Linked DNA regions of Homo sapiens: region 2 is linked to region 1. A link is a loop called in an ENCODE intact Hi-C map of the cell type or tissue named here. Cell type or tissue: IMR-90. All regions are shown on one strand.

What was found. Hi-C counts contacts between places; a loop is a spot of excess contacts. Peaks named below come from ENCODE experiments on the same cell type or tissue, not always from the same donor. Only the 100,000 strongest peaks of a DNase experiment are listed, where the experiment ranks them.
Region 2: a loop joins it to region 1, with 9 times the contacts of the local background. A loop is called at or near these places in 18 of 110 quality-filtered maps.

The regions. Positions count from the first base shown.
Region 1 is chr15:48,858,476-48,866,475 of GRCh38, forward strand. All of the region lies in intron 6 of SHC4 (SHC adaptor protein 4), which reads right to left. Among named protein-coding and RNA genes, the nearest start is that of EID1, 16 kb to the right of the region's middle. In IMR-90, a CTCF peak has its summit at 3,542 (motif pointing right); DNase peaks (open chromatin) are centred at 116, 3,546 and 7,416; H3K27ac peaks cover 1,803 bases.
Region 2 is chr15:49,230,913-49,238,912 of GRCh38, forward strand. GALK2 (galactokinase 2) reads left to right here. Exons shown (of 10, transcript NM_002044.4): 4 at 4,939-5,029. Among named protein-coding and RNA genes, the nearest start is that of GALK2, 65 kb to the left of the region's middle. RefSeq lists enhancers at 664-1,335, 1,336-2,006. In IMR-90, a CTCF peak has its summit at 4,863 (motif pointing right); DNase peaks (open chromatin) are centred at 4,849 and 7,699; H3K27ac peaks cover 1,796 bases.

The DNA.
Region 1 (8,000 bases):
TACTTTTTCTGAGGCACAGTTACCAGGAAGGCGCTAGTTTTCACACAAAAATAAACAAGTTAGGGTGCGGGCAGGCATCTGACTATCACAAATGAGTAAGCAAATCTGCTGCTGCCACTGAAAGGAGGAGCTTGTGGTTAGGGACTGTAAATTAATCTCCCTACCATATGTAACATCATTCCTGCCTTGGTTAGAATATGGCCTTGCAATATGAAGATATAATTGATGGAAGTTTCCTAATGGTGACCTAGAAAGAGTCCTAAGGATGGCTTAAAGACAGAGGCAATAAATCTCATGACAAATTTTTACAAAGGAACATTGGGATAACCAGAAGAATTGAGAGATGAGGAAAAGTCCAATAACAGTTTAATATACACAAGAGTGTTGTAAAAATTGTCAGCTATTTTCTGAGAAAAGGAAAGCAGGGGAGAGGCAATGGGCTTAAAGGAGTGCATGGAGAATCAGATTAAATACCAGGGAAAGTATCTTGGGTCTCAGCATTTTGAAAACAAACCTGGAACACATTACTAAAAGGGATATCTGAGGAGAGGAGAGACAACCGTCTTTATGGACTGGTTTAACTATGCTAACTTGGAAGCATGATTTTATGCTTTGCATTGTCTTGGAAAAAATTCATATTTATTTGAAGTAAAAGGCAATTCATTCACATCTAACAGAATTTGTAGAGCTGATAACAGTAAGTTATAACAGAACCTATAACAGTGTTTCTCAGCCTTATGTTAATAATCACCTCAAGGAATCTCAGATATTCTCATTCCAAAACTAATTTGACTTTTACTTAAAAATTTTGTCTGAACACATTTGAAAGGGGTGTGTGTGTGTGTGTGTGTGTGTGTGTGTGTGTGTGATGGTGGTGTGGTGGTATTACTAAATCAAACAATGCTAAGGTATCAAATCTTCATTCTTATAAAGTTGCCCCTTTAAAGTACAAATTGGATCCTGAAATAGACTTAGGAGCTAATTCCGGTTTTGAAACCCAGTTAAGAATATCTATAAATTTATGTCTTTCCTACCAAAGGAAAATATTTGGTCTATCTTTACACTGCCATTTTATATTGTTCCTATATTTTTCTCCACAGTAGCTTTACTTAGTGACCAACAGATAGAAAATGCTCTAAACATATTTGTTGAATGAATAAATAGTGATTTCTCTGAATCATATGAATAGTGCTACTGTATGAAATTGTCTTTGAGTTTTTTGAAGTGAGAATTGCAGTGAGTCCCTGCAATGGGACATGTTCTTATAGCTACTAGGTGATATAAATTATTTCTTAGGTGATTTGTGGAAATAGTCTCCTCCTTGCTAGTCAGGCCTCATATCCGGAGACCTAAAAAGTACCCTTGGAGATGTATCCTCCAGTTGAGCCATGAGAAGCTGTGTTACATTATAAGAAAAGGTAATTCACTAGTCCCAGATACTTGGGAGGCTTAAAGGAGGGAGGAGAGAGGTTCACTTGAGCCCAGGGGTTGCAGGCTCTAGTGTACTGTGATCACACCTGTGAATAGCCACTGCACCCCAGCCTAGGCAACATAGCAAGACCCTGTCTCTAAAAAAGAAAGAAAGGAAGAAAGAGAGAGAGAGCTTACATAATATCAAGTATGGCTTAAATGATAAAATATCTCCTAACACTAATATGCTAGCAACCTAACCAAATAAATACTTTTTTTTTAAAGAAAAGGTAATCCTTTTGTTTTTAATCTCGTAAATTCCCAGTCCAATTAAAAATGAAGTCAAGGCCAGGTGCAGTGGCTCACGCCTGTAATCCCAGTACTTTGGGAGGCTGAGGCAGGTGGATCACTTGAGGTCAGGAGTTCATGGCCAACATGGTGAAACCCCGTATCTATTAAAAATACAAAAAAATTGGCTGGGCATGGTGGCAGGTGCCTGTAATCCCAGTTACTTGGGAGGCTGAGACAGGAAAATCACTTGAACCTGGGAGGCAGAGGTTGCAGTGGGCCAAGATGGCGTCATTGCACTCCAGTCTGGGCGACGAGTGAAACTCCATCTCAAAAATAAAAATAATAATAATAAATAAAAATAAAAATGAAGTCAAAATAGAAAGTCATATCAAAATGGAAACAACAATTTTTGCAATTTTATTTTTTCTTAGGATTGAGGAGATGTTGAGAGATGAAGATGAGGAAGATAATGAGAGAAGCAGGATACTTAAGCCTAAATAAATAAATAAGAAAAGCTAAATTGTACTTCCAGTGAGGGCGATGAGAGAATAGGATGTTTAAAAGAACTCCGTGAAAAGATTCAGATCTGAGTTCAAGTTCCAATTATGCCACTACTTATGTGACCTTGAACAAGTCACTTTATGGCAAGGTCCTTGTCTGCCAAGACAATGTCCTGAGTCATCTTTGAAGTCTTTTTGTTTTACAGAAACCCTATTCTTCCTCTGTCATGGAAGCTCAAAGTCTCTGAGGAACAGGGCGGCATGTGGGTACACAGAAATGAATGAATCAATCAGACACATCAACCAGCCTCTAACGCTTCTGGCGTACCTCTAGAATGTCTTATTTATCTCAACTTTTCTGATTCTGATGCTTTGAGGTTTGGGTCCTGTTCATAGGCTGATGCTATCAACATAATTTTCTGCTTTTCTTTGGATTAGCCTATTACTACCATATTACTTTATTTATTATAGAGACAGGTGTCTCACTACGTTGCTCAGACTGGACTTGAACTCCTGGGCTCAAGTGATCCTCCTGCTTCAGCCTCCCAAGTAGCTGGGACTACAGGCATGCCCCAACACACCCAGCTTGAGAAGACTGGACAAAAATAAAAGAACAAACAGTGGTGTCTGTCTGTCTCCAGGCAAGATGCAACAGCAGACAAACAGACTGACCTCATGCAGATGTTCTGCCCAGTCTCACCACCTTCAGGGAGCACATGTACTTTCACAGTTCCATTGTTGCCTCTCATAGACATGCTATGTTGCTCTATGGAAATGGTCTTTTTTAGGTTGGTCATGGGACAGGATAGAGGTGGGCCTTGAATCACATATAAATATGCCCATTTCCCAGGATTAAAACCAATTCCAAAAGCTTGGCCAAGAATTGCCCAATTTTCAGCTAAAGGGAAAGAAGAAAGACAAGTAACTATATATAAAAAGAGCCAAGTCACAAAAAAGAGGGTGCCTTTTCAGGGATATGGTAACTTTGTTACCAAGGCCTGAGCTTTGCTTCCCATGTCTGGAATCAGATGAAAGTCTGGATTTTTTTCATCCCACCTGTAGCAGGATGGGCTCACACTTCCAGCCCTGGGTATCAAGTACTAAACTAAGATTCAAAAGAACCTGAGATACATATTCATCTGTCTTTTTTATTTGGTTATTGAATTAGGTAGTCATAAACAAGAGGATTACAACTATTACTAAAGGATAACAGACACTTCTTTACTACTTTTATATTTGTTCTTAATAAACAGTTTTTTTGTTTTGTTTCTGTCTTTTCCTTTTATACTTAGAAAACCAGAAATTCAAAAGTTCAGCTTTTCAGGTCAACCACCAGATGGTGCTATGGGATCAAAGCAGGGAGTCCTCCATACTTTAGGAAGAAACAACCTCAAAGAGGCAAGCCAGTATTCAGTTCATAGCTAATTAATACCACCAGGACAGTCGTAGGCATACTTTATAACTATAAACATAAATAAAAATAAGTGGATTAATTTAAGTTGGTTTTACTGGTTTTGGGGTTTTTTTTTTTTTAACTTTCTTCAGAGACCCAGAAGCATGGCCTTCCTATATCCAGGTAGTCCAAGCAGTCCAGTCCTATTCACAGACTAGATTCAGGGAAAATATTAAAACATTCCTGGACTGCCACACATTTGGAGTAAGACAATGTGGATTTCCTCATTTACAGCAATTACAGAAGCAGGGTGTATTAATCACTAACTAAACTCAAAACATTCTTACTGGAACTTAACCTTTTCTATAAAAAAGGCCTTTGATAAAATGAAGAGTTCACTAAAGGGTCCTAGCCAAGATGGAAAAAGTGGGAACTGCCCTGATTTAAATGCACTAATGCTAAAAGCGAATCAAGCAAAAGGAAGAGTGGGAAGCTTCGGGATTGTCAGCATGAAGCCCAGTCTCCTCTGCTCATCTCCACTTCCTGTCAACCATACTGTCCTCCTCATCCCTGCAATCTGGCTCCTGCCTTTCTAGGTGTACAAAAATTGAGCTTTCCAGAGTGACCAGTGGCCTGTTAATTGCTGGGCGAAATAGCATCTTCCCACCCTCATGCCCCTTAACTCCTTTTCAGTGTGTGACCATCTGAGATGTCTCCTTCAGAAGAACCTTGCTCTTCCCCTCTGTTAGGTAATACTCATTTCTTGACTTCCTCCTGTCCCCTGACTACTCCTTAGGCAAGTCACTGTCTCCTGTGGCTTCCCCCACTCCCTGACATCCTTAGCCCTCTTCTTTCTAGGTTCTGCTAAGAAGTTGCAGTTTTTTTCTGCACCTGCAGGCCTGGCCTGCCTCCCTCCCCTCCCTGCCAGCCCCACCCCCAGCCCCAGACCTACTCTCTGGGCTTCTCTTGTCTGCCATTTTCTCCTGGATGAAACAAACTTGCTAGTTAATTTTATAACATCAGCTTTCTGATTTCATTATTTTAAAACATTTATTCAAAGGTTTTGGATATTTTTTCTTTTTATAAATGTAATAAATATTCACTGTAAGAGTTTTAGAAAACAAAAAGGCACCAAGAAGAAATAAAAATTACAGAAAATTTCACTATCCAGTGGTTATCTCAATAACCACTAGGAACATTTTGCCATATGTCTTTCCTATCTTCTTATAATGCGTATCTACCCAGAAAAGTCACCTGGGATTATACTATACACAATCTTCATAATGTTTTTTGCATTAACAGCATTGTGAATATTTTTCCCATATAATTACTTATTTTTCTACTATTAGCTTTAATTGCTGCATCATAGTACATTCTATGAGTTTATTTAATTTGCTACTTATGAATACTAAATTTTGTCTTATGATATAAATAATATACAAAAATGATCTATATTGCTTAATCTTTGTACGTATCCTAATTATTTCCTCAGAAATAAAACTACTGGTTCAAAGGCATTTACATTTTTAAGATGTTTGATGCAAATGATCAAATTGCTCTTTAAAATGTTTGAATCTAAACTCTTTATCAGCAGTGTTCAAGAATAACTACTACTCGAAACCACATTTTATCTTTTTTCAATGTTTGAAATTTGGAGATGAAATATGATGTCTAATTATAATTTGTGTGTCTGATTGCTAGTGAGGCTAAACTTTTTTATTTTTCAAATGTTTCTTGGTGCCTTGCCATGTTCTTTTGTGTGCTCAGGACGTAGAATCTGTCCATCCACTTAATGGCTGGGTAATCTTACGAAAACCGCCTTATTTTTCTCACCTCCAGTGTTTTCTTCTATTTAAAAAAAGGAATGATATGTTTACATACTCCCTAGGGCTGCTGTGAGGATGAAATGAGATAATGCAGATGGAGTACTGAAAATGCCTGGCACATAGTAAGCATGCAATAAATGGTAGCCATTTTTCTTTGCCTATTTTTTTTATTAGATTGTTTGTTTATTCTATTTATGAGAATTTCTGTTTCTTTAGTGGCAACATCACTCCACATCACACAGAATAGTAATAATAGCTACCATTTACTGCCTAGGTGCTATAAGCCAGGTATTGAAATGTTTGCATTGCATATGATATCTCATTAAATCCTCAGGAACATCTGATTCCTATTTCTCCATCAATCTAAATATCTAAATAGTCATCAAGTACTATTAGTTCACAAATTTGACCCAAACTCTTCCTTCCTCCTCCAGTGCCATTTAGAACATTACACTGCTGCCCACGACTAATGAGATGTCCTCTAAATTGAATTCTATCATTCCAGGTGGCTTTTCTGCTTTCCAATACCAATACCACTTTCTTTTTTTTTTTTTTTTTTTTTTTTTTTTTGAGACAGAGTCTTGCTCTGTCGCCCAGGCTGGAGTGCAGTGGCGTGATCTTGGCTCACTGCAAGCTCCGCCTCCCGGGTTCACACCATTCTCCTGCCTCAGCCTCCCGAGTAGCTGGGACTACAGGTGCCCACCACCACACCCAGCTAATTTTTTGTATTTTTAGTAGAGACGGGGTTTCACCGTGTTAGCCAGGATGGTCTCCATCTCCTGACCTCATGATCTGCCCGCCTCGGCCTCCCACAGTGCTGGGATTACAGGCGTGAGCCACCGCGCCCGGCCTCCAATACCACTTTTAAAGACACAACTGCCAGAAAAATGATCATTTAGTAATTTCAGAATAGCAAAACATAATAATATTTTTAAAGCTCAAAATATTTGATGGCTCCAGTGACCTCCTGGCCAGTATTCAAAGTCCCCCCACAATCTGTCTCTGGTCTATCTTTTCAGCTGTGGGACCCCTACTTCCACTTTTTCCTTTCTCTGCAACCCCGCCTTTACACGCACATTCGCACAACCTGCAAACACTTGGCTGTAAGCTCTCATTACACTGCTCTTTCACCTGTGTCTTTTTTTACTTACTCCACAAATCCCAAGCATCTACTGCGTTTTAGGCACTGTTCTCTAGGCATCCCTCTTTCTCTATGCACATCTTATGGATTATGTTTCTCCCTCTTGCTAAATGATAATACCATGGTGGGATTTTCCTTCCATAATCATTAATAATTATTTGTGTATTCAAAAGCTGTGTCATCACCTCTTTGCGGGCACTGTCAGTCCAAGGGCTCAGGTCGGGGGAAAAGATTTAGCACTAGAGGACTGTGTGCAAGGAGGAGGTATGTTGAGAACACAGTGTCTTCTCACAGGATTTTTATAGCCAAGCTATATGAGAAAGAACGAGGAGATCAGAAAAGGAGGAAGAGGTGATAGAGACATATTAACTTTTAAAGCCAAGAAAACTACCCTATGTTACTAAGTTATCTTCTTGGACACACCCATTTTCCTATAGGAAAGAAAGATGTAATAAGGGAGGAAAGAAAACTATGCTTTCCATGTGTTATGCAGATGTTATTATTCCCACTTAAAAGATAAGGAAATCAAGGTTTGAGGTTGTGAAACAATCTGCCTGACATCGTACAGTGAGATGATGAAATAATTATGATTCCAACCCAGTCTTTCTGACTCCAGCATCAATCTTATTTCCTATACACAGGCTGATGGCTAAAGAAAGAAAAAACTGAAACCTTGATTTGGACTGTTTCTGTCCCTCACCTCCCATCCAGGACCTCGCTCAACAGTTCACATGAATGCCTTCTCAAAATCCCCAAGCCAGGATCCCCAGGGGTCCTCTTCAAGCAGCTCAGCTCTGACAAATGACTCAGGCACCAGAACAGGGGCTTTCAAAGTGAATGTGCTGCATCATAATTTTCTCTGCCTCTCCTGTTTCACTTAAGCAAAGGGAGAGCTTTGCAGGCATGTGGATCCTTCTTGGCCATTACCCTTAGCAACAACATTAATCTTTGAACTCTTCACCATCATTTACTTAAGAGCAATGACATGCCCAGAGATATTCTGTGACTGACGGCAAAGTTACTAAACATCTAGATTTCCTGATGTATTTTTTTCTTCCTTTCACCCTGTCATTTCCATGTTAAGACAAAAAGTGTTGTTGTTCAGAGGCCTTCCCAGAAATAGCAAGCAGTTATTATTTAGGGACGTTCAGGCAGGGATGAGAAGAAGTTGCCCTTTTCTGGTATCCTTTGTTGTGCCCTGTTCCTACATTCCCACTGCCCCATTCACTGGTTCCTGTCTCTCCTGCACACTCTTTGACCATGATTCATTCTTCTTATTTAGTTTAGAGTGGGTCAGTTTTAATGGAGTATTTCATACTGTTTATCCTCTGTTCCTTCCTTTTCATCTTTTTGCTGCCACATTCTTTTGGCAAACATTTGCTGAGGATCTACTACGTGCCAGGCTCTGTGCCAGCAGCTGGGCTTCATCATTTCATTTC
Region 2 (8,000 bases), 370 kb after region 1:
TGGTTTTGAACCTCAGGAAAAGGCTAGGTAGAGAGGTGAGATAGGGATGTGGGAAAGAGCAAAGATCAATAACTAATCAAAAAGCAGTTTTTTTTTGTTTTTTTCTGACAGACTTGAGCCATACTTCTAATTCTGTGGGAGCTGGCACTTTTCAGTTTGTATTAGTCCATTCTTACACTGCTATAAAGAAATACCTGAGACTGGGTAATTTATAAATAAAAGAGGTATAAATGGCTCATGATTCTCTACAGGATATACAGGAAGCATGGCTGCGGAGGCCTCAGGCAAATTACAAACATGGTGGAAAGCAAAGGAGAAGCAGGCATGTCTTACATGAGTGGAGCAGGAGGCAGAGGGCTGGGGGCAGCTACACACTTTTTACACAACCAAGTCAAGTGAGAACTGTATCACGAGAAGAGTACCAAAGGGGGAAATCCACCTCTGTGATCCAATCACTTTCCACCAGACCCCACTTCCAAAACTGGGGATTATAATTTGACATGAGATTTGGGCAGAGACACAAATCCAAACCATATTATTCTGTCCCTGGCCCCTCCCAAGTCTCAGGTACTCACATTCCAAAATTCAGTCATCCTTCTCAACAGTCCTCAGAGTCTTAACTCATTCCAGCATTAACTTACAAGTCCACAGTCCAAAATCTCATCTGAGACAAGGCAAGTCCCTTCTGCCTATAAGCCTGTAAAATAAAAAATGGGTTAGTTATTACTTCCAACATACAGTGAGGGTACAGGCACTGGGTAAATACTTCTTTTCCAAAAGGGAGAAATTAGCCAAAAGAAAGGGGCTACAGGCCCCATGTAAGTTTGAAACCCAGCAAGGGAGTCATTAAATCTTAAAGCTCCAAATAATCTCCTTTGATTCCACATCTCACTTCCAGGGCACACTGGGGCAAGGGGTGGGCTCCTAAGGTTGGGAAGCTGCACCTCTGAGGCTTTGCAAAGTAAAGCCCCTGAGGCTGCTTTCATGGGCTAGTGTTCATGCACCTGCGGCTTTTACATGTGCATGGTACAAGCTCCTGGTTGATCTACCATTCTGCAGTCTCGAAGACAATGGCCCTCTTCTCACAGCTCCACTAGGTAGTGCCCCAGTGGGGCTCTGTGTGAGGGATTCAACCCCAGATTTCCCTTCAGTACTGCCCTAGTAGAGATTCTCCATGACGGCTCTGCTCCTGCAGCAGGGTTCTGCCTAGACATTTAGGCTTTTCTACACATACTCTGAAATCTAGGCAGAGGCTCCCGAAGCCTTAACTCTTGCACTCTGAACATTGGCAGGCTAAACACCTCATAGAAACACCAAGTTTTATGGCTTGCACATTCTGAAGCAGCAGCCTGAGCTGTATCTGAAGTCCTTTCAGCCACCCCTGGAGGCAGAGGGGTCAGGATATGGGGAGCAGTGTCTTGAGCCTGTGCAGGGAAGTGGGACCCTGGTCCCTGTTCATGAAACCATTCTTCCTTCTTAGACCTACATGCCTGTGATGGAAGGAACTGCTGCAAAGGTTTCTGAAATGCTTTGAAAGTCTTTTCCCCTTTGTCTTGGCCATCAGCATTTGACTATTCTTTACTTATGCAAATTTCTGTAGCTGGCTTGAACTCCTCCTCCAAAAAGGCCTTTTCTTTTCTACCACATGGCCAGCCTTCAAATTTTTCAAACTCGTACACTTTGCTTCCCTTTTAAATATAAGTTTCAGTTTCAGGTCATTTCTTTGCTCACGCATATGAACATAGGTTGTTAGAAGCAGCAGGCTATATCTTGACTGCTTTGCTGCTTAGAAATTTCTCCTGTCAGTAACCTAAACCATCACTCTCAAGTTCAAAGTTCCACATACCCCTAGATGCCTCCAGGCTCTTTGTTAATGCATAACAAAAATGACCTTTACACTAGTTCCCAAGAAGTTCCTCATTTTCATCTGAGACCTTCTTAGCTGGGATTTCATTGTCCATATCACTATCAGGATTTTCAAAGCAACCGTTCAACAAGTCTCTAGGAAGTTACAAATTTTCCTCATCTTCCTGTCTTTTTCTCAGCCCTCCAAATTGGTCCAACCTCTACCTGTTACCCAGTTCCAAATGCAAATTCACATTTTCAGGTATCTTTATACCAATGCCCCTGTCCTTGTTACCAATTTTCCATATTAGTTCATTCTTGCACTGCTATAAAGAAATACCTGAGACTGAGTGATTTATAAGGAAAAGAGGTTTAATTGACTCACAATTCTACAGGTGTACAGGAAGCATGGCTAGGGAGGCCTCAGGAAACTTACAAGCATGGTGGAAGGCAAAGGGGAAGCAGGCATGTCTACATGGCCAGAGCCAGGAGGAAGAGAGAGAGGTGGGAAGTGCCACAGACTTTTTAAATAACCAGATCTAGTGAGAGCTCTATCATGAAAACAATACCAAAGGGGGAAATCCACCCCCATGATCCAGTCACCTCCCACCAGGTCCCACCTCCAACACTGGGGAATCACAACTTGGCATGAGATTTGGGCAGGGATGCAAATCCAAATTATATCACAGTTCTTTCTGGAACGTTGCTCATGTAGCTTCCTACATATGTGCAACTATCCTCCTCTTTTTCTCCTCATACCTGCCTACCCCCTCTGTTCATATTCCCCTCTCAAAATCTCTTTCTGTTTTTCTTTTCTTAGTGACTTTCAAGATGTCCTTTTAACTAGGAATAGAACCTGTCAGATATGCTAACATAACTGTATCTGCTTTCAAATTGTGTGACCTCTTGTTGATGGTGAGCAACATATTTTCAACTTCTGTGAGTGACAGTAGAGTAAAATTCTGATGAGCTGAAGTCAGACTACGCATTTTTGGAAAGCAGCTAAACCTCTTTGAGCCTCCAGGAAGACGTCCTCTCTCTATCAAATGCGGACTTTTAGAAATAATACTCTCTCAGCCACGTATGCCACCCAGTATTATTATCACGTGCCATTACTGTTTGGTAGTTATTTATGTTCATGTCATCTTGGCTAGATTGTGAACTTTTAAAAGGCAAGCCTTCTGCCTTTTACCTTTATATTCCCATGCATGCTTTGTATGCTTAAGTGGTTAGCCACTTAATATATTTTAAAAGAGATAATGTATCCATGTTATTGAGTTAAAATAATCCATGGAAGGCATCTATTACAATGATTGGCATATAGTAGATATTTAGTCAGTTATATTAGAGCACTCAGTCAATATGGGGAATTTTGCTTCATTTCCTCCTCTTTAATTGATTCTCCCATTTCACATACATTGTCCTTCGGCTGATTTTAGGAGCCTATTTATTTATCTGCCTATTTTTCATTTTGAAGTATTTTTTTTGACTTTCAAAGAAGACACAAGAATAGCATAAGGAAATCCCACATTCCATGGATGTATGCTTAGTATATTGTATCAAGGAGGCACAAAACATCCCTTTACTGGTGGTGTTAATTTTGATCATTTGATTAAGGTGGCATCTGTCAGATCTTTCTACCATAAAGATGCTATATTTCATGCTGTTAATAGAGAAAAACCCTAGGCTGGGTAATTATAAAGGAAAGAGGTTTAATTGACTCACAGTTCCATATGGCGGGGGAAGCCTCACAATCATGGCAGAAAGCAAATGAGGAGCAAAGTCACATCTTACATGGCAGCGGGCAAAGAGAGCATGTGCAGGGGAACTCCCCTTTGTAAAACCAGCGGATCCCATGAGACTTATTCACTATCATGACAAAAGCACAAGAAAGATCCACCCCCCATGATTCAGTTACCTACCATCAGGTCCCTCCCACAACGTGTGAGAATTATGGGAGCTACAATTCAAGATGAGATTTGAGTGGGGACACAGCCAAACCATATCAGATACTTTTTTTTTTTTTTGAGACGGAATCTTGCTCTGTCGCCCAGGCTGGGGTGCAGTGGCACGATCTCAGCTCACTGCAACCTCTACCTCCCGGGTTCAAGCGATTCTTCTGCCTCAGCCTCCTGAGTAGCTGGGACTACAGGCTCCCACCACCACACCCAGATAATTTTTGTGTTTTTAGTAGAGACAGGGTTTCACCATATTGGCCAGGCTTGTCTCGAACTCCTGAACTTGTGATCCGCCTGCCTTGGCCTCCCAAAGTGCTGAGATTAGAGGTGTGAGCTGCTGCGCCTGGCCCAGATACTATGTTTTTCCATTGTAGTTCATAAGTGTCTGGTGGGGAAATACTGTAAATATCTTGCTTCTCATCACATTTTTACTAAGTTTAGCCCAGTTTAGCCAGTTTATTAAGTTTAACAGTCCATTGATGATTGTTTCCTGAAACAAATTATCATACAGTTTACCATGTAGTGACTTTTCTATTCACATCATTCCTTCTATATCTATTAGTTAGCATTTTACCATAATAAAGAGTTTTTCTTTCCTCTTCATTTAGCTTTGTATTCATTTGTTAACTTACATTAGTATAGACTCATGGAATCTTATTTTGTTAAATTGATTATGCATCAAAATCATCATTTTGTTTATTTGTTTTTTTTTCTTAAATTGTGCAGATGGTAAAATTGGATGGGTGGCAGAGATGGCTTTGAGTACTCTTGTTTCAGTTTGGGGGTGTGCCAAACAGCAGGCCCAGAGGATAAGCATTCATGTGGTTTACACCAGTTTAACAAGGACCAACATGAAAGAGAAAATAGTTGTAGATTACTCTGAAATATATTGTTTCCTCTGTGTTTCAGGAAATAAAAAGGGTCAGTTGGAGGTAGTTTAGTCACTAAGGCCACTGCAACTTCCTCTCTTAACTCTTAGCAGCTGGAGATGTTTTGCTGTAGACACACAGTTTGAACATAAAAGGTAAAGGAGAGTCAGTATCGCTGTGTTGGCACAAGATGGCAGCAGTCATCCATTGATTTTGCAGCTCAAGGCCTACAGATTTTAAATTAATGGTGTCTTTTGTCTTCGCAGGGACTTCAGTACTAGTGCTAATAACATCCAGATTGATAAAACCAAGCCTTTGTGGCACAACTATTTCTTATGTGGACTTAAAGGAATTCAGGTAAATTGGTTTATAAGGCACTTACTACCAGTTGAGATTATCATGTGTATTCTGTCAGATTTATTTTATTTACTACATCTTTTTCATCTCCTTACAGTACTAACCGATGCTTCTGTTCTATTTTGCTAGTTTGTGTTTCAGAGAGTGGGGAAGATATGACTGTTTTGGGGTGGTGTTCACAGGGGGCAGTAGTGGTTTTTATACAGCTGGCTGTTCATAAATAGGTGCATCTGACAAACATCTGTCTGGTTTTAAAATCTTTGTTTAAACATACTTTTGAGGATATGTTTTAATACTATTATTTACATTTATACTTGGGATGTATAGGGGTATACTGTAATAGGATTTAGAGTCAGCCCAGGTTTGAATCTGGGCTCTTCTCAGCTGTGGTAATTTAACCTCTTAAGTCTCAGATTTATCCATAAAATGATGTCATTGCTATCCTGACAAAGAGTTGTTAAAAGAATTACATAAAGCTTGATGGTAGCCATTTAATAAATGGTAGCTAGTATTGTTATTGCTACTTCAGATGGGATTAAAAAAAGATATAATGAAATGTATTAGTATAAGTATTTTCCAAGAAACATTGAATAATTACTTTGAAAATCTCTAATGTTACATACAAGAACAAGAAAATAAAATGTTTTCACTCTCATAATTGAAAAAGTATCAAGGACCAAAAGAAAATTGATATTTGCTGTTTTTAGAGCCACTTTTATATTGCAATAATTATTTTAGATGTAGTGACTTGCATAGAATCATAGTAGGACAATAAGAAGTAAATTTTGCCTTTGTGAGCTAAAAGTAAACAAACAAACTGACCCATGTTTTAGAGAGCTTGTGTTCCTTACTGCCTGGCAGTCCTATCTGAAACTTTGTAATGAGCAGCTAGGACTTAGTGGCACATCCATTACAGAAATACATCAAATTTATTTCTAATGTGTAGTCCTATACTGTAACAGTGGTGGTTTTTGTTCTTAAAGTTAATGAATTCATTTCTTTCTTTCTTTTGTGTTTTCCTTTCTCTCAGACACATGGTAATAACTTACAGGAAAAGTTATTGGCAGGTTTTAAATCTTCAAATCATCTGGCTTATCATATGCATTAGTGGGAATTACAGTATTTGGAAGCATTTGCCTGGCAAATGCAATTTTAATCTTCCTTGTAACAACATGCCTTTTTGCAGCATATGGGTAAAGTGGCCTAAATAATGCATGTTGCTTTGTGTTATTTTTGAGCATTTCAGGTTTTAAAGCCTTCCTGTTTGGTTTGACAATTTATGTGCAAAAGCAAACTTATACAATGAACTTTTGGCAGAAAGGTAATTTAAATGCTAGCCTGTTCAGAAACTTTCAAATTCAAATACTAGAAAGTTTCAGAGAATAATTCACTTATATTACATTGAACATGTTATCCTTTTGGCATAGAGCTATTACAGAATGTGGCATATACCCATTTGCATTTTGAATTTGTTATACATTTTCATTTAAACATTGCATAATACGTTGTTTTTTGTTTTTGTTTTTTTGTTTTTGTTTTTGTTTTTGTTTTTTGAGACGGAGTCTTGCTCTGTCGCCCAGGCTGGAGTGTAGTGGCGTGATCTCGGCTCACTGCAACCTCTGCCCCCGGGGTTCAAGCGATTCTCCTGCCTCACCCTCCTTAGTAGCTGGGATTACAGGTGCCTGCCACCGCGCCTGGCTAATTTTTGTATTTTTAGTAGAGACGGGGTTTCACTATATTGGCCAGGCTGGTCTTGAACTCCTGACTTCGTGACCCACCCGCCTCGGCCTCCCAAAGTGCTGGGATTGCAGGTGTGAGCCACTGCGCCCGGCTGATAAGTTCTTAAGTGTGATTCCCACTCAAGACACCTGTGTTTGATCAGTTTATATTAAATATATTGTATTCTTCAATTTTTTTTTTTAAACAAGCTGTCTGATATTCTGTATGAAAGGGCATTGGCAACAGTAGAGTTTCAGTTTATAGTTTGTTTGTATATCTGGAAGGAAATTTTTAGATGACTTGAAATCAGGAAGAGAAGTACACCCAGCTAAATTTCTTCTTATTGTGGTGCGAGAATTTTGCTAGCTAGGACAGACAGACAAAAAATTAAGGAAAAAGGTCTTTTATTTGCAGAATTTTGTTGTTATTTTAGTTATTCTAGCTAGCTGATTGAAATTCTCCCTTGTATAATAGGTATGATGAAATGCATAATTAGGTAATAGTATTTCATATGTTAATCTTCAGTCATTTGAGTAATTTGCAAAGACTATGGTACTTTTTCTTGAGAAGGAGGTAGACTTGAATTTATTTGTAAACTTAAACCACAAAGGTTATGATATGATATCATCCAAAGTGTCCTAGTGTTAGAAAGTAATGTAAGTATACTAGAGCTTTCCATATTTAAATCAGAATCTGATTATTTCTTTGGGCTTTCCTATTTGTAGAAATAGAGTTTCCTCAACTTGTTTAGGGTCTGTATTCTCATTTGTGGCTGAATTCTAATTTGACTATCTTTAAAGCTACCATATGGCTAAACTGTATCTATAAACTGTAGTAAGCATCTGGATTTTCTCATGTAGCTGGCATATTAAATCACAATGACGGTTTGCTGGCTCAGGTTTCTAACTGCAGTGGAAAAGTTTTCAAACAGGATTCAGAGACCTGGGCCCTACTCTCGTCTCCCTATGTGTCATCTTGGGAAAGTTTCTTCATCTCTTGGTGCCTAGGTTTTTTCATAAGTAAAACAGAACTGAGAATGTTTGGAACTCCTTTTTTTCAGAGAACCTTCTAAAGTAAGGCACTCCTTAGAAACAAGTCACTGCTTGGGGGCTGGACTTTTATAATAACAGAATGCTGGAGTTGTGCTGCATGGAGATTTAAATTACCTCACAGATAATTGTATATTTCTTGTCCTGCTACTTGACAAATTGGATTATAATTGTTTTATATTTTTTCCATATTTGTTCAAATC